Regions from separate parts of the Homo sapiens genome. Here region 2 is linked to region 1. Evidence: read pairs that join two places in POLR2A ChIA-PET (ENCODE). Cell type or tissue: GM12878. All regions are shown on one strand. Links, peaks and the distances in the headings refer to the core of each region. The heading gives the core; the rest is flanking DNA.

Region 1 (8,000 bases), core at 1-8,000:
CCATTCTCATGGCATCAAATATCATTTCTTTGTAGAAGATTCTCAAATCTATTTTCTGTAGACCCTTTTCTTCGACCTGAGCTTCAACCCTAGTTTTTCAACTCTTTCCTAGGCATTCTCACTTGTACGTCCCATAATCAATTTAAATTCAACATGTGGCCAGGCGCGGTGGCTCACGCTGGTAATCCCAGCACTTTGGGAGGCTGAGGTAGGTGGATCACGAGGTCAGGAGTTCGAGACCAGCCTGGCCAACATGGTGAAACCCCGTCTCTACTAAAAATACAAAAATTAGCCGGGTGTGGTGTGGTGGGCTCCTGTAATCCCAGCTACTCGGGATGCTGAGGCAGGAGAATTGCTTGAAACCAGAAGGCGGAGGTTGCAGTGAGCCGAGATCGTGCCATTGCACTCCAGCCGGGCAACAAAAGTGAAACTCCGTCTCAATTAAAAAAAAAAAAAAAATTCAACATGTATGTGAAAAAAATCTTCATCTTATGTTTTTAAATTAACTCTAATTATAAATAAGCCACTGATTTTGTAAAAAATAGGCTAAGGCATTGTTAAATTACCATACTGTAACAAATGGATTTTTATGAAACCCTTCTTCTACTAGGGGAAAGAGGAGGGAGACTCAACTGTGTAAATCTTCACAAAAAGCTCTGGAGGTACATGAAGCTTATAGGTTAGGCCCAAAAGGGCTAGGTATTTGTCAGAAGTAAGACATCAAGGCCGGGCACAGTGGCTCACGCCTGTAATCCCAGCACTTTGGGAGGCCGAGGTGGGTGGATCACTCAAGGTCAGGAGTTTGAGACCAGCCTGGCCAACACGGTGAAACCTTGTCTCTACTAAAAATACAAAAAAATTAGCCAGGCGTGGTGGCAGGTGCCTGTAATCTTAGTAATTCAGGAGGCTGAGGCAGGAGAATTGCTTGAACCCAGGAGGCAGAGGTTGCAGTGAGCCGAGATCACCCCACTGCACTCCAGCCTACAGGACAGAGTGAGATTCCGTCTCAAAAGTAAAGAAGTAAGACATCAAACATCATCACTGCCTCACAAATCAAATCTGAACCAAATGGATTTCTTAGACTGGAGATTTAAAGCAAGTAAGTGTGGCTCATGCCTGTAATCCCAGCACTTTGGGAGGCTGTGGCAGGCAAATTGCTTGAGCCCAGGAGTTCAAGACCAGCCCTCGGCTACATAGTGAGATCCTGTCTCTTTTAGAAAACAAATAAATAAATAAATAAACCAAATGAGAGACTAATGGTGGATTTGATGGAGCAAAACAGAGGAAAAAATAGTTTTCACTTTGGCAGAGTTGGTAACTTCCTTTGAGTAAAGTAAGATATACAACCCCCTGGAGCGCAGTCTGTTAAACTGTGCTAGCCTATCCAGGTCTAGATACAGGGACATGCATGATTTCGTTTTCCACAGGCCCCTACAACTCTCTGTTGTCTTCTATCCAGCCTGATATACATGTTTATGTAATATGACTGGCCCCTGCAGATATCTGATTTTGTAATATCTGGTTTTGAGATTTTTTAGGATAAGAGAATTTGAGATATGGGAAACTCCTTTGCTATTGGGATTCTTAGAATCAGAAACCCAAAATGGATAATTTTTACCCCCTTTGTATTCTTTCTTTCTTTTTCTGAGACAGTGTCTTTCTCATAATGTATTCCCACTTGGTTTCTTTTTTTTTTTTTTTTTTTAGAGACAAGGTCTCGCTTTGTCGCTCAGGCTGGAGTGCAGTGATGCAATCTTGGCTGACTGCAACCTCAGCCTCCAGAGTTCAAGTGATTCTCCTGCCTCAGTCTCCCAAGTAGCTGGGATCACAAGCCTGTGCCACCAAGCCCGGCTAATTTTTGTATTTTTAGTAGAGATGGAGTTTCGCCATGTTAGCCAGGCTGGTCTCGAACTCCTGACCTCTGGTGATCCACCCACCTCAGCCTCCCAAACTGTTGGGATTATAGGCGTGAGCCACCACACGTAGCCCCTACTTGGTTTCTTTATTTGTTTGTTTCTTTGAGATGGAGTCTTGCTCTGTTGCCCAGGCTGGAGTGCAGTGGCACAATCTCGGCTCACTGCAACCTCTGCCTCCGAGATTCAAGCGATTCTCCTGCTTCAGCCTCCTGAGTAGCTGGGATTACAGGCACCCACCATTGCACCCAGCTAGTTTTCTTATCTTTAGTAGAGATGGGGTTTCGCCATGTTGGCCAGGCTGATCTCAAACTCCCGACCTCAACTGATCTGCCCGCCTCAGCCTCCCAAAGTGCTGGGATTACAGACCTGAGCCACCGCACCTGGCCCCATTTGTATTTTCTATATTGATTTCCTTTTTTTTCTCTCTCAAAATTTTAACAATTTTTTTAAAAAATTACTTTAAAATTTTTAATAAATTTCCTTTTGAAAACATAAGCCCTTATAAGCCTTTGCAAAAGGAAAATAAAGAAAGAGGTCTTTTTAGCTCTTCTTGAGAAAAAAAAAAAAAAAAAGAAGTGGTAACCCCTGGTTACTACAGGATTCACAGTGAGAAAACCCCAAAGAGAAGGTGAAATTCAGAAAAAACAAAATATAGTTGAGAAACATGCACAGCCATACCTTCCTCCCTGGAGATTTTCATTCCAGAGCTCAAATACTGGTACATTCATATTTTCAGTAAGGAAAACAATTCTTTTATATGCCCACGGTTAAACCGACCCCACCCATGATCTTCCTAGTCTATCAATGGCATCACTATTCTTCAAATCACATAAGCATATGACCAAGAGCCTAATATTCCTAAAGATCACCTTCATATGTCAATTCTCCAGTCAAAACTTTCAATGGCTTCCCACTATCTGCAACAGTAATTAATAAGTGCAAGGAGAATGTGCCCCATCTCCCTCCTAGGAGATGTGTCCCCACTTGAGAATCACAGCACATAATGACAGTCGTTAACAATTGAACTAAATGGAGAAATAAATGTGTTACAGGCAAAAAAAAAAAAAAAAAAAAAACAAAAAAAACTGAAAACCACCTTCAGAATAAAACACTAATCTGCCAGCCCAACATTTAAGGCCCCCACAATTTAGCCTCAAGTTATTATCTTGCTAACTTTATTTTCTACTAATCCTCATCCATTCTTATTCTTATTTTCCATCCTTTGCCCAAGTGCTTCCCACCTAAAATGTCTTCCACATAGTTTTCAATCAAAGCCTAAATCAAAGCCCAGTTCACGTCCTGCCATTTATAGAAAGCTTTTTCTAATCACTCCACTACTATGGCCCTTATTATCATTCACTAAGCACTATAAGCTCTTTGATGGCAATATTATCATACCTTATATGCTCACAGAACCTCATTCAGCCCGCATGCACCTGACCGAATACCGAAAGGATGAATTAACTGCAAGTTTTTCTAGGTCGGAGAACTGACACACATAATAGGAGGGAGCATATTCTCATGCATCTAGACTTATCCTTTTTTACGATGCCCACATGGACACTAAAAAAAAACCACCCTGAATCCTATGGCTTTCTCTACATATTGAACAACAGGTACATGGTAAAAGGGTAGCCCTTCTAACTGTGGAAGTGGAGCCCTTGTGACTCTAAGACTAATTTTCTTTCCAGGATTTTGTTAGGTACTTATTCTTTTGACTTTTGAGGTGTTAGTCTCTTAACTGGCTCTAAAAAAAGAGAGGTTCTGGGATTTCTCAATAATAAAAGATTCAAGGTTTATATACACTTCATCCCGAAGTTGGGACTGCCTTTCAGAAAACATAAATGTCAAACAAATAAGGCAGGTGGTAGAATGGGAATATAGGCTACTCATCTATTTACATGTAAGGCTGCCTATGTCTAAGGCTACCAATAGGTGATTATTTGCTGGCCTATTCATAAGAGGAGGAAAATAAAAAAGAGTGGGAAGATATGATTTCTTCTTCTATTCAACAAACACTTATAGAGTGCCTACTATGTGTGGAGGCACTGTTCTAGGCACTTGGGCTAGACCAGTGCACAAAACATACATCTTTGTCCTTGTTGAGCTTACATTCTAACAGACAGGAGATAGACCATAAACAGTAAGTATAATAAAATAAGTAAATTTTATGGCAATATGTTGGAAACTAGGTGCTATAGAAAAAATAAAAAGTAGAGGATGGTAAGATGAAATGGGAGTGCTAAGGTGCAGGGGGGACAAATGGAGCTTACAACTTTAAATGAGTAGTCAGGGTAAACTCTATTGGGAAGGTAACATTTGAAAAAAGACATTGTTGTAGTCCATGTAGATGGATGTAGTCTATGTAGATATGTCTCCAAATTCTTTGACACAGCTCCCCTTAAGAGGTGAAGTTTAATTAATTACCTTCCACTTAAGTGTGACCCAGACTTAGTGACTCATTTCTAATAAAAAGAATACAGTGAGATAGTGATAGAATGTAACTTCTGAAATTAGGTTATAAAAGGACTGCAGGTCCATTTGGTCTTGGTTTCGTTTCTCATTTTCTTTTCTTTTTCTTTTTTTTTTGAGACAGAGTCTCATTCTGTTGCCCAGGCTGGAGTGCAGTGGTGTGATCTCAGCTCACTGCAACCTCTGCCTCCCGGGTTCAAGCAATTCTCCCACCTCAGCCTCCTGAGTAGCTGGGATTACAGGTGCATGCCACCATGTCCAGCTAATTTTTGTATTTTTAGTAGAGACGAAGTTTCACCATGTTGGCCAGGCTGGTCTTGAACTCTTAACCTCAGGTGATCTGCCCGCCTCAGCCTCCAAAAGTGCTGGGATTACAGGCATGAGCCACCCCACCTGGCCTTGGTCTTTGTCTCTTGGATCACTGGCTCTGGAGGAAACCAGGTCCTGTGAGTAGCCCTATGGACAGGCCACATAGCAAGAAATGGCACCTCCTGCCAACAGCCACATGAGAAAGCTTGGATATGAATTATCCGGATGTTACAATGACTGCGTTACCAGCTGACATATTGACTGCAACATCATGAGAGACACTGAGCCAGAATCACACCCACTAAGCTGCTCCCAGATTCCTGACCCTCAGAAACCATGCAAGATAATAAATGTGTTTTTGGTTTTTTGGGGTTTTTTGTTTTTGTTTTTGTTTTCTGAGACAGAGTCTCGCTCTTTCGCCCAGACTGGAGTGCAGTGGCACGATCTCGGCTCACTGCAAGCTCTGAGACCTCCCAGGTTCACGCCATTCTCCCGCCTCAGCCTCCCAAGTAGCTAGGACTACAGGCGCCTGCCACCACACCCGGCTAATTTTTTGTATTTTTATTAGAGACAGGGTTTCACCGTGTTAGCCAGGATGGTCTTGATTTCCTGACCTCATGATCCATCTGCCTTGGCCTCCCAAAGTGCTGCGATTACAGGCGTAAGCCACCGCACCCAGCCTGTTATTTTAAGCCATTAAATTTTGGGACAATTTGTTACACAGCAATGGATAACTAATACAGACTTTAAGGAAGTGAGGAAGTTGGCCACACAAATATCTGAAGAAAGAACATTCCAGGCAGAGGGAACAGCCAATGTAAAGGCCTAAAGGCAGTGTTAGAGTGTTAGAAAAACACTTAAGAGTGTTAGAAAAACAGCAAGAGGCCAGTGTGGCTGCAGTGGAGTGAATGAGGGAGGAAGTTGTAGGAGATGAGGTCAGAAAGGTAAGAGAGTTCTATAAGATCATATAGGGTTTTATAGGCCATGGTAAAGTCTTTGGATTTTACTCTATAAATGAAGTGTTAAGCCAGTGAAGGGCTTTGAGCAGAAGAATATCACGATGTGCCTTGCAACTTAATAAGATAGCTTTGTTGATAATAGGCCAGGAGGGGGTAGGAGTAGCTGCAGGATACAAATAAGGAGGCTTTTGCCATAATGCAGGTAGGAGATGATGGTGGCTCCAGTATGGTAGCAGCAGAGGTGAGATTACGGGCATAGTTTTAAGGTAAAGCCAACAGGATTTCCTGATGGACTTTGGCTGTAGGAAGTGAGAGGACAGCAGTCAGGATGACTCCAAGGTTTTTTCACCCAACTAAAAGTGAAAGAATGAACCTTCCATCAACTTAGATGGGAGGGGGTTGTTGGAAAAGTAAATCTGGGCATACGACTGGAAGTTCAATTTTGGACGTGTTGAATTTAAGATATTTTTTAAACTTCTTCATGAAAATGTTAAACAAGCAGTCTGGAGTTTCAGGGTAAGACCTACAGTGAAGAATAAATGTGAGATTCATCCACAAGGTGGTATTTAAAGATGTTATAGTGGAATGCCAGAGGAGCAGGCTGAAGATGTCAAAAGGATCAAATCATAAATGATCACGTGTGGCGTGCAAGGAGTTTGAACTTTATCCTGTAGGAAACCGGGAGCCACTAAAGGACTCTGAGCAAAAAGTGTCATAATCAAGTTTCAGTTTCAAAGACATCACTCTGACAAAACTACAAATTCAACTGCAGGGGAATAAGAACTGACCAGGAGACAAGTTAGGAGGCTGTTGCATGGTCAAGCCAAAAAAGGGACAGAAAGGCCAGGAACAGTGGCTCACACCTGTAATCCCAAAACTTTGGGAGGCCAAGGCAGGTGGATCACCTGAGGTCAGGAGTTCAAGACCAGCCTGGCCAACATGGTGAAACTCCATCTCTACAAAAAATACAAAAATTAGCTGGGCGTGGTGGCTCAAGCCTGTAGTCCCAGCTACTCAGGAGGCTGGGGCATGAGAATCTCTTGAACCCAGGAGGCAGAGGTTACAGTGAGCCGAGATTGTGCCACTGCACTCTAGCCTGGGCAACAGAGTGAGACTTGGTCTCAAAAAAAAAAAGCAGGGGGGGAGTGGGGGAAAAGGGAGAGAAAAATGGCTAATTTCAGACAACGGGAGGTAGAATAGAGAAGATAGGCAGATTCAAAAGACGGTCAATAAATTAGGCTTTGAAAGTAAGGACAAAGAGGAAAGTGAGTGACTCCCAAATTTCTAGCTTAGAAAACTGAATGGATGATGGTATAATTCCCCAAGATAAGGAATATAAGAGAAATAGTCTGGGGGAGTAGATAATTCATTTTGGACATGTTTAGGATGTGCTTTATGTGGGACATCCAGGTGGAAATGCCAAACATGCAGAAAGAAATATGGGCCTAAAACACAGTGGAGATATAAAATTGGTATTCAGCGATGTACCAACAATAGTTGACACTGGGGTCTAGATGAGATGACCCAGAGGAAGGAAAGTGAAGTCTCAGAGGATCAGGGACCTGATCCTGGGAAACACTAACCTTTAAGAGGCAGGCAGAAGACGGAGAGCCAGCCAAAGAAACCAATTAGAAGTGTGAACAAGCTTAACAAGATGGCAATTTTCAAGTTAAAGCATTGCCCATCTTCCCCAGGCGATATAAGCTCTAGCTTCGTAAGAGCAGCAGTGACTCTCTTCATAGTTTAAAGTATCTGCTCTAGAATCAGGCTGCAACCAGACAGGAGCTGAAGACAGTAACTAAAACTAGGCAGAATATAACAACCATGGCTGCACTTAGGATGCTAAGTCAAATCAATGTTAACTATAGCCCCCTAATTTCTTAGCTAAGGTATTATACTGAACAGATTAAGACTTATAAGGCATTCAGAATGCAGCAGTAAGAACGACTGCAGGGAAGAGAAGAGAAGAGAAGAGGAGAGAAGAGTAGAGAATTGCAAAATCTCCATCTCTGCTAAGGGACCCCTACCAAAGGAAGCCAACTTCAAGCAACTGCCCAGGTTTTGGTGTCAAGGGCTGATTCCTAGCCAGGGGTTGCCAGCTGTAGAGGGCGGGGCTCTATTTTGGGCTGCCTGCTGTCCCTGAGCCTGGCCGCGTCTGGTTTGAGCAGCATGCAGCCCCAGTGACTCACACACCCATGCAAACTGCCTGTGGCTCAGTGGCATGGCCTTGGAATGCCAGCCTTAGGCCAGCTCCCTCCTCACCCCATTACACTGGGATAAATAAATAAAGAGCCCGCCAGCAGCCACACAGCCTGATGGCAACCAGATGGAGAGAGCGAGGCAT
Region 2 (15,923 bases), core at 5,232-13,231, 340 kb before region 1:
TAAGACAGCATGAGACAGAATCTCTTCTTTCCTCTCTCTTTTTTCTTGTTGCAGTTTATGTAAAAAGTGAACAAAAATATTTTACTGTCTTATTAACACTACAGAAAATTTTATCCAAAAGAGAAATATTTCACTTTTGTATTAGTATATTATCATATTAAAACTAATTTTAATAAAACTTCATAAATACATTTATCAAATTTGTCATCTTTTAAACCACACATTTCCATAAACCTTTTGTTTCACATTTTCCCCAAGTTTCTCTTTCTTTTTTTTTTTTTTTGAGACATATTCTCACTTTTTCACCCAGGCTGGAGTGCAGTTGCACCATCTCGGCCCACTGCAACCTCCGCCCCCAGGTTCAAGCAATTCTCATGCCTCAGACTCCCAAGTAGCTGGGATTATAGGTATGCGCCACCATGCTTGGCTAATTTTTCGTATTTTAGTAGAGACAGAGTTTTGCCATGTTGGCCAGGCTGTTGTAGGACTTTCTTCTTAGTTCAATTAAAAATGGGGTCCTTGTCACACAACCAGGAAAGATTAGGCTCGCGGACACATAGAAGGGTGAGAAAAATGGAATTTATTGGGTGAAAAGGAAAAAAATTCAGTAAAGCTAGAGAGGTGCCTGTTAACAGGCCCCCATCTCACAGATTGAATCCCCAGGTTACCACCCTGGTACGGGAGAGGACAAGCTCCTCCCTCTGCAAACGGGTAAACCTCCCGAGGCTCCACCCCAGTGCGCGGACCAGTCGGAGTTTCTCCAGGGACCTCTTTTTACTTGGCTGTCTCATTCCCCACTCTAAAGAAGTACTTCTAACTGCCATTAGAATAAGGATTGGGATAAGGATGAAGATTGATCTTAACTGCTTCCTGCTGACAGCGGGCATAGTTTTGGGAAAATGGCAGTCATATCTCCCTCAGAGGCCTAAGGGTCCCCGGCAAAACGGGCCATTGTCAGAGGCTCTGGTTGCATGACCATTTGGAGTTTGATGGCCTGAAGGTGAGAAGAGACAAACCAGGTTATTAGAAAACATGTATCAAAAGGAGAAAAGGGCGGGTAAGATCAGCTCAAAAATCCCAAGGCCTTTTACCAGTTTGCCCAGGGAGAGGGAGGCCAAAATCCTGACTGGTTAAAAAAAACTTTACCCTTTTGCCGGCGTGTTGGGCTTCTGGGTTCCCTTCCCTTGAGCCCAATCCTGAACCAGCCAGTTTAAGGTTTGGGAAATTAACTTTTCCCAGTTTGGAGGATGCATCTGAGGGGAGTGTCCTGTAGTACAGAGCCACAATTACCTATCAGTGAAGAGAGGACAGAGGAGGAGAAAAGAAAAAAGAAGGCTCCTTTTCAAAGGGGTCCTAGGGGTTCAGGATGCATTTGAAAGGGTACAGACTGAAGAAGAATGGCTACTCATCTAGAAAAGAGAGGAGCAGACATCTCTGGTTCCCTTCTCTTCCTAGCAAATATCTGGGGTACATGAAGAAGAGAAGGAAGAGTATTCTCTTTCCCTCTTCCATCCTTGCATCCCTGAATCCTGACAACTGCGACAGGGTGCCACCCATGGGTGTCAAAGCGGCCTGAACCCATGAAGCAGGGAGGGCCTAGAGAATAGGAATTATCCACTCTCACCTATGTCTCTATTCCCACTAGTGTCAGTAGCCTTGGAGTTCCCTAGACCTCATTTATGCCATGGATACTAGCATGACTTTATCCATGAAATGAGAGGCTTGGCTTAATCAGCAGAAATTAGCCATGCTCACCTGTGCTGTGCCTTTTAACCTCTGTTATCATCTGCCTCTGGATCCTGTAGATCCAGTTTTCTTTCCTAGGGCTTTGACCCGAAGCTTGGAATTGAGTTTGGGACAAAATTGTGTCTCAGGGGGTGTTGCATGGACTTCTTATCATAAGCCAAATGCTAAGGTGAAACTGTGGAATCGAGTCCTCCTGCAACAAGGGAGAGAAAGGGATGTCTTGTGACACACCCAGATAACTGGTGGCTATGGTTATGCTTGCTAAGACTTGGGTGCATGGTGCTTGGTTTTGGTTAGCTCCCTTGGTCTTCCTTTCCCAAAAAGGAAACCTCCAAGTGATGGGCATCCTACTTATTCCTGTCACCTGACAGGATTTGCAGGATAATTGCTCAGAACCAGAATATTGACCCAGATTTTTACATTATCCATCTGAGCTGCAGCCAAAGATTGCTGGTTGGTTCACAGGAGCAGGCAGGGTTAGTCTAAAATGTAGGCAAAAACTTAAGAACAATGAATGAGTTTAGAATTTAATTACAAATGTATAAGTTTTGAAACATAATTTCTCTCTCTCCAGTCCTCATTTTTGTTAAAAAAAATCATAATAGGACTGAGTTGTTTGCAAAGTAGACTTTAGTCTTATACTTGGCCTGATTATTTGCATAAAGTACAGCAAGAATAATTATTTCTACATAGGCCTTTTAGATTGGCTTTGATGGAACTCTGTTCCAAAAGGAAGCTCAGATAAGACCTTTTAAAGCTGAGCCCAGCCATGGGTTTGTATCCTTAAATACCTGTGAGTTGGGTGATCCTCTCCTTTAAGGTCCCAAGATAAACTCGGAGCTCCTGGGCCTGTTAGAAAGTGACATTCTTTACTGACCACGGGTCAGGAACCCTGTACAGGGACTGTGTAGTCGAGGGTATAAGGCCAGTTTCTTTTCCAAAAGGGGCTTTTATTGGCTTGGCAAGTCGAGCTTGACTCCTTAAAGGGAAGCATACCTTTCTAGTCAAAGCCTTGGTAAAACAACAGTTTCTCCAATTGCATCCTGTTGCAAAAGAAAAATGGATTCTTATTGCACTGATGCAAACAACTATATTGCCATAAATTAAGAATACTCTGCTGGGTGCAGTGGCTCACGCCTGTAATCCCAGCACTTTGGGGGGCTGAGGCGGATGGATCACCTGAGGTTAGGAGTTCGAGACTAGCCTGGCCAACATGGTGAAACCCCCGTCTCTACTAAAAATACAAAAATTAGCCAGGCGTGGTGGTACACACCTATAGTTCCAGCTACTTGGGAAGCTGAGGCAGGAGAATCACTTGAACCCGGGAGGCAGAGGTTGTAGTGAGCCGAGATCACACCACTGCACTCCAGCCTGGGCAACAGAGCAAGACTCTGTCTCAAAAACAAACAAACAAACAAAAAAACACAACTCACAGATAGTTTCCAAATTCTAGAGGAACCTGGCAGAGAGAAACAAACATGCTCCAAGTTTTGTTCACGGGCATATAGCTTACTCAATTATTAAGGCTGTAAATAATTCAAAATAAGTTTCTTTGACTCTGAAAAACAAAACAAGGATCAGCAGTATTACAAGCAAAAGTCAAAAAGACATGCTTCAGTTTCCTGAGTTCTTTCAGTTAGCTCTTGTTTTGCTTGATATTTGTGAATATTTCAGCTCTTCCTTTATTCCAATGTCGCAATATCCAAAGTTATCAGAAACCTGCATTTGAGAACACCTGTCAAAGTCCTATAGCTTACTATAAACCGTCTTTCGAAAAGGAGTAAAACAAGAAAACAATTGTCTGTGAAAAACAAAATTCCCAGGGTAGTTACAGTTAGAAACACAGTTGACAAAGAAGTCTGGTTATCTCTGGTTTACAATAACTTAACATAACAACCTGAATTATAATTTTTTTTTGAGATGGAGTTTTGCTCTTGTTGCCCAGGCTGGAGTGCAATGGCATGATCTTGGCTCACTGCAATCTCCCTCTGCCTCCCAGTTTCAAGCAATTCTCCTGCCTCAGCCTCCTGAGTAGCTGGGATTACAGGCGCCCACCACCACACCTGGCTAATGTTTTGTATTGTTAGTAGAGATGGGGTTTCACCATGTTGGCCAGGCAGGTTTTGAACTCCTGATCTCAGGTGACCCACCTACCTTGCCTCCCAAAGTGCAAGGATTACAGGCACGAGCCGTTGCGCCTGGCCTTAATTATGATTGATAGCATATACTCAGACATCAGAATTTCCGAGATCCCATACAATTTTGGAACATATATCAGCATTATTCACCAAGGTATAACCTAAAGAAGATCGAACACCATTTTGGCAATCTCTAAACATGACAAATTATCCTGTTTACCTTTTCCAGAGACCCTCTGAACCATCCAAAAAGCCATGCATCAGGAAAGACAATTTTGAAACTGAAGTTTGATATTGGGAAGGCTGTTAAATATGTTAGAGGTTTAGAACACCTGATGTTATGAAATAGAATTCCAGATTATCATAAATTATTTATTTTGCCAAAATGATGACTCAGAAACTTAAAAGCAAAAAGCCTTTTATAACCCTTCACAAGTTTTGCTAAAGAGCAGATTAGTGCCTTAAGAGTATCCTTGTGCTTTTATTTCAATGCTCAATTTACAGAAAAAGCATATAATACCCTTTGGAATTTAGTCAATATGTTCACACACAGAATTTTGCAAGATTAATTTTTATAATCCTTTCACTACTTGTTTGAATTTTTAGCTTTTCTTATCTAATTTAAAACAATCTTTTAACCCTAGGCAAGAATTTACATTTTCATGCCTTCTTATAATCTTTTTTTTTGAGACAGAGTCTCGCCCTGTCACCCAGGCTGGAGTGCAGTGGTGTGATCTCGGCTCACTGTAACCTCTGCCTCCTGGATTCAAGCAATTCTCATGCCTCAGCCTCCCGAGTAGCTGGGATTACAGGCATGCACCACCACACTTGGCTAATTTTTTTGTATTTCTAGTAGAGATGGGGTTTCACCATGTTGGCCAGGCTAGTCTCAAGCTCCTGACCTCAGGTGATCCACCTGCCTTGGCCTCCCAAAGTTCTGGGATTACAGGCATGGGTTACCATGCCCAGCCTTCTTATAATCTTTTATTAAAAATACATTTTGTTGTTCTTACACACCTTGCATATAAATCTATTTTCAGTTGTTTCAATTACATGTTATAATGGTAACTCCTGGCAATTTTAACTTTAATGTAAAGCCTGGTAAATTGTTTTTTGTGCTAGGTGTAGCCAAGGTTTGAATCCTTCCAGCATAATTAAGGGTGTGGTTAATTCCATATGTCCCACTTACCAATTGTGAAGTAGGCAAGTCAAATAGTTCTCAAAACCCAAAAGGCAGTTTAGAACCTTAAAACATTTAGAAAGCCTAGGCCGGGTGCAGTGGCTCATGCCTGTAATCCCAGCACTTTGGGAGGCTGAGGCGGATGGATCACTTGAGTCTAGGAATTCGAGACCAGCCTGGGCAACATGGCGAAACCCTGTCTCTACTAAAAACACAAAAATTAGCTGGACGTGGTGGCATATGCCTGTAATCCCAGGTATTTGGGAGGCTGAGAGATGAGAATTGCTTGAACCCGGGAGGCGGAAATTGTAGTGAGCTGAGATTGTGCCACTGCAGTCCAGCCTGGGTGACAGAGCGAGACTTGATCTCAAAAAACAAACAAACAAACAAACAAACAAACCCATGAAATTGGTAGACTTTGAGTAAAGCAGATTACCCTCCGTAATGTAGGTGGGCCTTGTTCAAGCAGTGGAAGGCCTTGTGCAAAAAGACTGAAGTCCCTAGAAGGGGAATGAATCTGCCTCCAGGCCACCTTCAGATTCAAGATTGGATTATTGACCTCTGTTGGAATTTCCAGCCTGCCAGCCTGTGCTGCAGATTTTATACTTGCCAACTGTTAGGGACAAACTGCCCCAAAAAGTTTCTTGGTGCTGCCCACCCCTCCCCCTAATGCTCTGCAACTCTTCTCCATGCTGCCCACCCTTCCCCCAAGCCTCTTTATGTTTCTAAGCCCTTATCTAGACGCCGCGGTGAAGCCAGCAGACTTCACTTATCAGACCTTGCTGTGATAAGGAAACCCCAATTACAAACCATCCAGACGGCACAGGGGGAGGTCATGGGAAGCATAAACAAACTTTACCTACACCCTCCTGTAAGTTCCTGTTCATCTAGCTGCTACCATAAACGTCACACGGTGATATGTGGCAAAATTAACCAGCAAACAACCTCGGGATGCGGCCATACCAAAGAACTGCCTCAAACTCCCCTCCCCAATATAAACCCCTCCTTCTGTAAGTTTGGGGCTGCTTCCTCTCTGACTGTTAAGGGGGCAGCCGGCAGGTTAACAAAAACTTGCTTGCCTGACTTTGAGTCTATTTTTCCTTTCTCTCGGGTAACCTCACACCAACCTCCATAATCATGTGAGCCAATTCTGTAAAATAAATCTTTCCCTATATACATACATCCTATTGTTTCTTTTTTTTTTCTGGAGAATCCTTATTAATATATCCACAAAATTACATCAGTCCACTGTCCAATCTGAGAGTTTCTTCCAAATCCAGTTAAAGTAATTTTTTGACCATAACCATGGGTATTTCTCGGTGCCCCAATGACTTGTGCCCAGTGTCGGAAAAGGCTGAACAGGTTCGACAACTGTGGTTGCCATCAAGTCCCCAGCACACCTTGATCAGTGCATAAAGCCTCTGATCCTCCTTAGAGAAGGAGGGACTTGGGTTTCTGCCCTAGTCCTGTTCATCTTGACGGGGGTAAGATCTTGCCAAAACACAAGGAGACAGATGACTGCAATGCAAGTTGTGGGGTACCTCCATTGCTGAGAAACTCCTGCTAGACCGCAGCCAAGGGGTTTTATGTTCTGCGACTCTTTTCTGAGGGAGAATAAGGCAGAAAGTCCATATCTCAGAACCTGAGAGGTGATGAGAAGCTGTCTTGGGACACCTCTGAGGAAGATGGGGAGGCCAGTGAAGAGTGGGAGGGGCCTCCCATTCTTCGGTGTTCCAGGAGGATCACAGGGCAATCAGTCTTCAAGGCTCAGGGAAGGCTGAGTCCAAGCCTTTGTTTATATGGAAGGTCTTAACGGTGCTATGGCAAAGTAACGCAGCCTGGTAGAAGAAATAAAGATAAGACACTCCAAGTCAGCCAGTGTTATTTTGTGTGGTGGCTCACAAAAAAATAAAAATAAATAAACAAATAAATAAAAACACATGACCATGAGACAAGCACTTTCTTTTCCTATAAAAATTACCTTTAAAAAAATCACATAAATATGAGTTACGATTACATGCTAATTTTGTGGCTATATACCACATTTAATAGAAAATGCCATTTAGAATTGAAATAACTTGCAGAAGTAGTGTATGCATATTTTAGAGAAATGAGAAAATATAAAGAAACAAAAAGAAGAAAATCTAAATCTTCCATAATCCCAACACCCATCACATAGCACAATGCCTTATACCCATAGGTTCTTAATAAGCGCTTGTGAAATGAATACATAAATACACCCATATGTTGTTATAAGCATATGGGGAAAGCATTATCTGTTTTCCCCATATGTCATCTACATATATATGTTTTTTAAAATAAAAGCATACCATATGCTCTCTTTTGTAACTTGCCATTTTACAGAAAAGTAAATATGAATATCTTTTTCAATAAACACACTTATATAACAATTTTTAATGGCTGAAAAGCATTTCATTGGATGGCTACATCAGAATTTACTGGACCCTGTTGGTATACTTTTAGATTTTTTATGTATAAAGCTTTGATTAACATTAATCTATCTAGCACTAAATGTTTGTGTACATTCTCAATTATTTTCTTAGAATAAAACTCCTAAAATGGAACCATTGTGATAAAGGATTTTGTTCGGATCTTTGATATGTAGCACCTGCCAAATTGTCTTCCAGAAAAGTTACAAAGAAAATAGTTTTGCATGACAAAGGGCAGTCCAAAAAACAAAAACAGGGCCACATGTGGTGGCTCACGTTGTTTGTAATATCAGCACTTTGGGAGGCCGAGGTGAGTGGATCACGTGAGGTCAGGAGTTCGAGACCAGCCTGGCCAACATGGTGAAACCCTGTCTCTATTAAAATACAAAAAAATTAGCCAGGCATGATGGTGCACACCTGTAATCCCAGCTACTCAGGAGGCTGAGGCAGGAGAATCGCTTCAACCTGGGAAGTGGAGGTTGCAGTGAGCTGACATGGTGCCACTGCACTCCAGCCTGAGCAACAGAGTGAGACTCCATCTCAAAAAAAACCCAAAAAACAAAAACAATTATTTTTTGCAAATAAGTACATGCAGAATATATATCACAAAGACATACCATTTTCAACTATGATATTTGCAAAAACAGTCTCTGCAAATATCATAGTTGAAAGTGGTATATCTTCATGATATATATTCTGCATGTTCTTATTTGTAAGATTGGACCTATTTTCTGCATAGATATACTATTTATATTTCTTTTTTTGTAAATTCCCTATTTCTGTTTTTATGTCTATTTTTCTAACGAGTTTTTGAATTGTGTATTCATACATATTTTCTTCTTGTATTTTTGTAGTTTCTTTTAAAATCTTTATCCCACCTGGGATTAGTTTCTGTGTATGGTGTGAGGTGCACAAGGCAGGTGCCTGACCAAGGGGTCACATGAGGAGCAGGAATGGAGCCTGCATTTGACTTGCCAGGCCCTGGGCTTTGGCTGGGGCTGCAGCTGCTAGCAGGCTTTTTTTTTTTTTTTTAATTCCTATTTAAGGCACTCTTTAGGCCAGCAATGACCACGGATGTGGGTTCTAACTATACTTTCTCCCCAAATAATCAACTAGTTGCTTTAATGACATTTGTTCACTTATTTGTTTCCTCTTATTTAAGACTAGGCTAAGAACAATCGGAATTAGTTTAGCCCGTGCGGCCTAGCCCTAGCCAATAGGGGAACGACACAGCAGCAGGGGCCACGTGCGTCACGGATAAGAACCCCTTCCCCTCCCTTGTCCAAGTGTGCGCTCACCATTGCTCCATCTGTAAGGGTGCACCCTCCATAGAAGTAACTTGCCTTGCTGAGAATTAAAAAGAAAATTAAAAAAAAAAAAGACTAGGTTAAGATGTGAAGAAACAGAACTACTTGCGTTGTTACTCCATGCTTTTTCCATCTGCTAATTATTTATTTACTTCCTATAAGGTCTTTACTATTTCTTGCTCATTCAAAGAGCTTTGATTCTCAGGATGCATGAGTTTGTGCTGCTTTTTGGAACGTTGTTCTAGCAGCTTGTCAAAAGTGAGGAAGCACTCACATTTCTGTTTACTCTTCCAGAAGGCTGCTTACTACGAGTTTGTTGCTGGAAGAAAAATAGTACTCCATTTCCTGTAGAAAAGAGAGACAGCCGATGTTTTCTTCGGAGGGCAAATAAATAAGAATAAACCCAGCCTCTGCTCCCTTATCTAGGATCTAGGAACTGATACTGTTATTTTCTTTTTTTCTCTCTTTTTAAGCCATTCTAGTGGTTAACAGTGGCTTTGGTTTGCATTTCCTTAATGACAAATGATGTTGAACATCTTTTCTTGTGGTTAACAGTGGCTTTGGTTTGCATTTCCTTAATGACAAATGATGTTGAACATCTTTTCTTGTGATTATAGGCCATTTGCATATCTTCATTGGAGAAATGTCTATTCAAGTTCTTTGCTTATTTAATTAATTAATTTATTTATTTTGAGGCAGAGTCTCATTCTGTCACTCAGGCTGGAGTGCAGTGGTTTGATCTCGGCTCACCGCAACCTCTGCCTCTTGGGTTAAAGTGATTCTCATGCCTCAGCCTCCCAAGTAGCTGGGACTACAAGTGTGCGCCATCACGCCTGGCTAATTTTTGTATTTTTAGTAGAGACAGGGTTTTGCCATATTGGCCAGGCTGGTCTTGAATTGCTGGTCTCAAACTCCTGGACTCGAGTGATCTGCCTGCCTTGGCCTCCCAAAGTGCTGGTATAATGGGCGTGAACCACCACGCCCAGCCATTCTTTGCTTATTTTTAAACTGAATTTGTCTTTTTGTTGTTGGGTTGTAACAGTTCTTTGTATACTCTGGATATTAAACCCTTATCAGATATATGATTTACAAATATTTTCTCTCGTTCTATAAGCTGTCTTTTCACATTCTTGATAATGTCCTTCGAGGCACAAAAGTTTTAAATTTCTTTTTTGAGACCGAGTCTCGTTCTATTGCCAGGCTGGAGTGCAGTAGTGCGATCTTGGCACTGCAACCTCTGCCTCCCAGGTTCAAGCAATTCTTCTGCTTCAGCCTCCCAGGTAGCTGGGACTACAGGCACACGCCACCACACCCAGCTAATTTTTGTATTTTTAATAGAGAAGAGGTTTTGCCATGTTGGCCAGGATGGTCTCGATCTCTTGACATCGTGATCTGTCCACTTCGGCCTCTCAAAGTGCTGGGATTACAGGTGTGAGCCACCGTGCCCCCGTCTTTTTTTTTTTTTTTTTTTTTTTTTTTTAGATGGGAGTTTTACTCTGTTGCTCAGGCTGGAGCGTATTGGTGCAATCTCAGCTCACTGCAGCCTCCACCTCCCGGGTTCAAGTGATTCTCCTGCCTCAGCCTCCCGAGTAGCTGGGACTACAAGCATGCGCCACCACACCTGCCTAATTTTTGTATTTTTAGTAGAGATGGGGTTTCACCATGTTGGCCAGGCTAGTCTTGAATTCCTGACCTCAGGTAATCTGCCCACCTCGGCCTCCCAAAGTGCTGGGATTACAGGTGTGAGCCACCATGCCTGGCCAAAAGTTTTTAATTTTTATGAAGAACTATTTATCTATTTAAAAAAAATTCCTCATGCATTTGTTATCAAATCTAAGAATTCATTGACATATCCAGGGTCATGAAGACTTACCCTTATATTTTATTCAGAGTTTTATAGTTTTAGCTCTTCTTTTTAGATTGTTGATCCATTTTGAATTAATTTTTGTATATGGAGTGAGGTAGGGGTCCAGCTTCATTCTTTTGCATTTAGTTATCCAGTGGTCCCAGTACCATTTGTTGAAGAGACTTTCTTTCCCCATTGAATGGTCTGTGCACCCTTGTCAAAAATCAGTTGACTGTAGATGTTCTAGTGTATTTCTGAATTCTCAGTTGTATTCCATTGGTCTATATGTCTACACTTACACTAGTAACTTACTGTTTTGATTACTGTAGCTTTGCAGTAAGTTTTGAAATCAGAAAATGGGAATGTTCCAACATTGTTTTCTTTTTTAATATTGTTTTGGCTATTTAGGGCCCCTTGCAGTTCCATATTAATTTTAGGATCAGGTTTTCCATTTCTGCAAAAAGGCTATGGAATTTTGAAAGGGAATGCATTGAATTTGTAGTTTGCCTTGGGGAGTACTGCTGTTTTAACAATATTAAGTCTCCTAATCCATGAACATGGATGACTTTCCACTTATTTAGGTCTTTAATTTCCTTCAGCAGTGTCTAGTAGTTTTCAGTGTTCAAATGTTTCACCTCCTTGGTTAAAAGTATTCCTAGGTATTTTATCTTTTGGATACTATCATTAGTCTGTTTGGGCTGCCATAACAAAATACCACAGACTGGATGGCTTAAACAACAAATTTATTTTCTCACAGTTCTGTAGGCTAGAAGTGAGAGATCAGGGTGCCAGTGGTTGGTTTCTGATGAGGGCTGTCTTCCTGGCTTGTAGTTGGCTGCCTTCTTCCTGTGCCCTAGAGGGCAAGCTCTCTGGTGTCTCCTATTATGAAGACACTAATTCTATCAGATCAGGGCCCCACCCTTATGACCCCATTTAACCTTAGTTACTTCCTTAGAGGCCCCATCAACAAATGCAGCAACACGGGGTTTAGGGTTTCAACATAAGAATTTGAGGGGAGTGCAGACATTCAGTCCAAAACAGAGGTTATTGTAAATGGAATTATTTTCTTAATTTCCTTTCAGATTGTTCTTCCAGGTTCTTAAAACTCTAGACGAGCTACTGTTAACAAGTTTCCTACGTATCCTCTTCCCCACCCCCTTTCTATGTCTGTCTCTGTCTCTCTCATGTTCTTTGCATTGTCTGCAACATGTTTCTTTCTGCTGGATTCATTGACAACTGTTAAGTATGTACTGAGTGTCTTATTAATGTGCTTAGCAGTGTGCCCAACAATTTGGGATGTCATAAAGAAGTATGACATGGTTTTCACCCATGAGGATTTTCAATTTAGTTGAAGAGACAAGACATCCGCAAAATAATTAGAAAACTGTTTAGGAACATATGTAATCAAATTCTCAACTGTCTGGCCCATGCACTAGGATAAGAACTCCTTAAGAATGGTCTTTTATGCTGTGCTTACTGCTGTATCCCTAGGAGGAACAGGACATGAGATTCATAAATGAATGTTGAATGAATTCAACATTCTCCTGCTTTGGAGTTTTGTCAGGTGGGGGCTAACCCTCCCATTCATCCTGAAAGATGATCTTTGTTCTGCAAAGTGGCTCTTAGACAGGACCCATCCGAGAATGCTGGGACTTTCCAACTGGCTCAGGTTACGATCTAATGGTAGGATCACAGACACAGCACGCATCTCTCAGCAAGTATCCTGCTGTCTTTCTAAAATAACTTCTTACATAAGTAGATCCTTGTTAAGTTCCACTAAGTAAACTAACTGAGGAGCATGAAGGAAGAAGGCATGGCTTAGCTAAAAGGAGAAATGTCCCAGAAACCTCCATACTGACAGCCAGGAAGTAGTCTCAGAGGCTTTGGATTCCAGGAAAGAAGCTGGTATTGTTTTTCTACTTTAAAAATATAACTTTTTTTCTGCTGATTCCAAGAACGTGGCAAAAAATTTTTGAAAAATAAATCACAGTATAGAGAAGAAAGTAAGTTAATTTGTAAAGCACTGTTTACCACCATTGAGATAACTGCTGTTCAGATTTTTATTAAAATGTTATACATAAGTTTACTTCAACTTAACAGAAGGATAAGAAACCAAACTTTAGAAAAATATTTCTTCAAAATGGTATATATTTGTTTTAAACAGGTCTTCTAAAATTAAAGAATTAGGAGACATATTAAGAGGCTGGACTTATTGCAGTAGTTCTCAATCTATGGTGATTTCATCCCCCAGGGGACATTTTGGAAATGTCTAGAGACATCTGTGGTAGCCACAACTCAGAGGGGGTGCGGTACTTGTGGGGAGAGGCCAGGAATGCTGCTAGGCACCCGGCAACGCACACCACTGTCGGCTACAACATAGAATTATCCACTCCGAGTATTAACAGTGCCACAGTTGAGTAATCCTGGGTTGTTATTGCATAATATTGTGGTTTTAAAATAGTACACGCTTTTCAAGGGCCTACGTTTGTTTCCAGTTAGAAGGACATAGTTGTTTTCTCAGGGATCCGTGGAGTAAGTGGTTCAGAGCATGGCCTCCAGCCAGGTGTTTGGAGTTTGAATCCTGACTCTGCTACTTAATGATAAAGTGACCTTGAGCAACTTCTTTGGGCCTCAGTTTCCTCATCGGCAAAATTGTGGTAATATTAAACCTACCCCAAACAGCTGTAGTGAGGATTGAATGAGCTAATATAAGTAAAATTCTTGGAACAGTGTCTGGTTCATGGTCAGCTCTATGGAAACACGTGCAATTATTATTGTTAATGTCTTAAACTGGAAACAAATTAAGCCTACTTTTAGGACAGGTCTCCTAGGGAATTTTTTTTTTTTTTTTTTTTTTTGAGATGGAGTCTCACATTGCCACCCAGGCTGGAGTGCAGTGGCATGATCTTGGCTCACTGTAACCTCCTCCTCCTCCCGGGTTCAAGCGATTCTCCTGCCTCAGCCTCCCAAGTAGCTGGGATTACAGGCGCCCACCAACATGCCCAGCTAATTTTTTGTATTTTTAGTAGAGACGGCGTTTCACCATGTTGGCCAGGTTGGTCTCGAACTCTTGACCTTGTGATTTGCCCACCTCAGCCTCCCAAAGTGCTGGGATTACAGGCGTGAGCCACTGTGCCCGGCCCTCCTAGGGAATTTAATAGAGGAAAATAGATGTGTATGTAAAGTATTTTTTAAAAAGCAACCTTTAAGGAAAAAAACAAAACTCACTCACAGGAAAATGATATGGCTGGGGCACTTATAAATCTAAGGAGTATTTACAGGAATTCAGAGGCTCAGCAAGGATTCCCTGCCTTCTAGAACTATCTGGTCAATGTCAGGTGACTTACTGTTTCAGAAAACATTTCTTTTTGTACCTTTAGACTTTAAAAATTTGAATAGGTAATACATTATCATAGTTCAAGACTCAAACAATAGAACATGATACACACTAAGCAGTCTGACCCCCTCCGCTGCTCCCCTGACCCTCCCATAGTAATCACTTTATATTTATTTATTTAGAGACAGAGTCTCACTCTGTCATCTAGGCTGGAGTGCAGTGGGTACAGTCATGGCTCAATGCAGCTTTGACTTCAAGCAATTCTCCCACCTCAGCCTCCGAGTAGCTGGAATCACAGGCGCACACTGCCATGCCCAGCGAATTTTTTTTTTTTTTTGTAGAGGCAGGGTTTTGCCATGTTGCCAAGGCTGATCTCAAACTCCTTAGCTCAAGTGATCCTCCAGCCTTGGCCTCCCAAAGTGCTGGGATTATAGGGGTGAGTCACCATGCCCGGTCCAGTAATCACTTTCACTAGTTTCTTATGTATCCATCCAGTATTTTTCTATGAAAGCAAATACAAATACTATATATTCTTATTTTAGACCTCCTTTCTTAGGCAAAAGATATACTTTTTCACATAATCTATCTTGGATATCTTTCTGTATTAGTACACAAGGAATTTCTTCATCCCTTTTTAAGGTGACATAGTATTTCATTATGTGGATATCTCATGCTTTGTTTATAAATTTGCTCGTACTTTTGTAAATATTAACAAATCGTCCTCCAAGTAGGGATGTGTTATTTTGGAGTCCTACCAGCAGTATATTTTCCTTCCAGGAAAATAGGCATATTCACTGCAGTTTGCAGACGATCAGCTGTTCAAAATTAGAACACACTGGCAGGTGTTCCTGGGAGGTAGAAATGGGAAACAGGTCTAAATGGATGTTAGGGGTTTGTCAAGACTGTCCTTCCAGGAACTGGCAGAATCAGCCATTTGTTCAAGGTGATGTCTGGGTATATGGGTGATATATTGGAGGCAATTATGTTGGATTGGTCCTAGGAGAATCCAGTTTTTAACACCAAAACTAAGATCCAGTAAAGTTGGAGTTTTTCTGGACTATGGGTTGGGTGACGTTTCCTTCTGTAATTTGAATGATAGATTTCATCTCCACAATTGGTAATGTCTCTTTTATAGAAGGTCTTTGGCCTAATTTCTATACTGGAACCGATTCTGATCCTCTCAAAATCTCTTCAGTAACTGATTAGGAAAGATGAAGTGCCCAGGAAACCACTGTGTTTCATTTTCTTTCAGTTTGTAGGTGTAACTTACCTAGGAAATATAGTCTTAGGATTTGTGGGTTATTTTAAATTTTTACCCCCCAAAACGTGTTTCTTTTCCTTCTCATTTTCAGCAACTATAAGACTATCATAGCAATGTCAATTTCATAGAGGCCGTGGATATCTATCGTCAAGTGCTTTAGAAATTCTAAGATAAAATATTTGAGAATTATATTACATAACATGGCCAGTACTTTTTTTTATTTCTTTTTTTGTCATGTTCTTAGATTTCAAAGACAAAATCATATGGAAGCTCAGGAAACTCATGGGAAATAAATAAATAAATAAATATCATACCGCATGGCTTACTTACTTATTTTTGGACCCTGACTTTCTCATCCAGCTTATTGTTTTTTCTGTTTTCTCATCAGTCTTCTTTTTTCTTGTTGATTACATAAGGCATTCATCATTTCATTGACAGCAAGCTGCAGTAGATTTAAATACAAAAAAAGGAGCTATAGGCTTTCTATCTCACCTCACTAAAGGGCTCAGTTTCCCTCAAATGCTGGCCTCCAACATACACCTCAACGTACCTCAGTTTGCCATATAGCCCATTTTTCCAAACTTTCACTCCTCCAAGGACCTCAATGCCTCCAGTTCCACCAGACACGCATTGCTCTAATATTCTAGCTCCTTGTGTG

Evidence for each region. ChIA-PET counts read pairs that join two places held together with the same protein. Peaks named below come from ENCODE experiments on the same cell type or tissue, not always from the same donor. Only the 100,000 strongest peaks of a DNase experiment are listed, where the experiment ranks them.
Region 2: POLR2A ChIA-PET joins it to region 1 with 12 read pairs; 2 of 35 experiments call an interaction of 5 or more read pairs at or near these places.

The regions. Positions count from the first base shown.
Region 1 is chr2:219,134,601-219,142,600 of GRCh38, forward strand. All of the region lies in intron 5 of NHEJ1 (non-homologous end joining factor 1), which reads right to left. Among named protein-coding and RNA genes, the nearest start is that of NHEJ1, 22 kb to the right of the region's middle. In GM12878, for the core only: no CTCF peak of the experiment used is centred there; no DNase peak of the experiment used is centred there.
Region 2 is chr2:218,793,450-218,809,372 of GRCh38, forward strand. The region is part of intron 1 of CYP27A1 (cytochrome P450 family 27 subfamily A member 1); the gene reads left to right. Among named protein-coding and RNA genes, the nearest start is that of CYP27A1, 19 kb to the left of the region's middle. In GM12878, for the core only: no CTCF peak of the experiment used is centred there; DNase peaks (open chromatin) are centred at 9,332, 12,322 and 13,092; H3K27ac peaks cover 693 bases; H3K27me3 peaks cover 120 bases.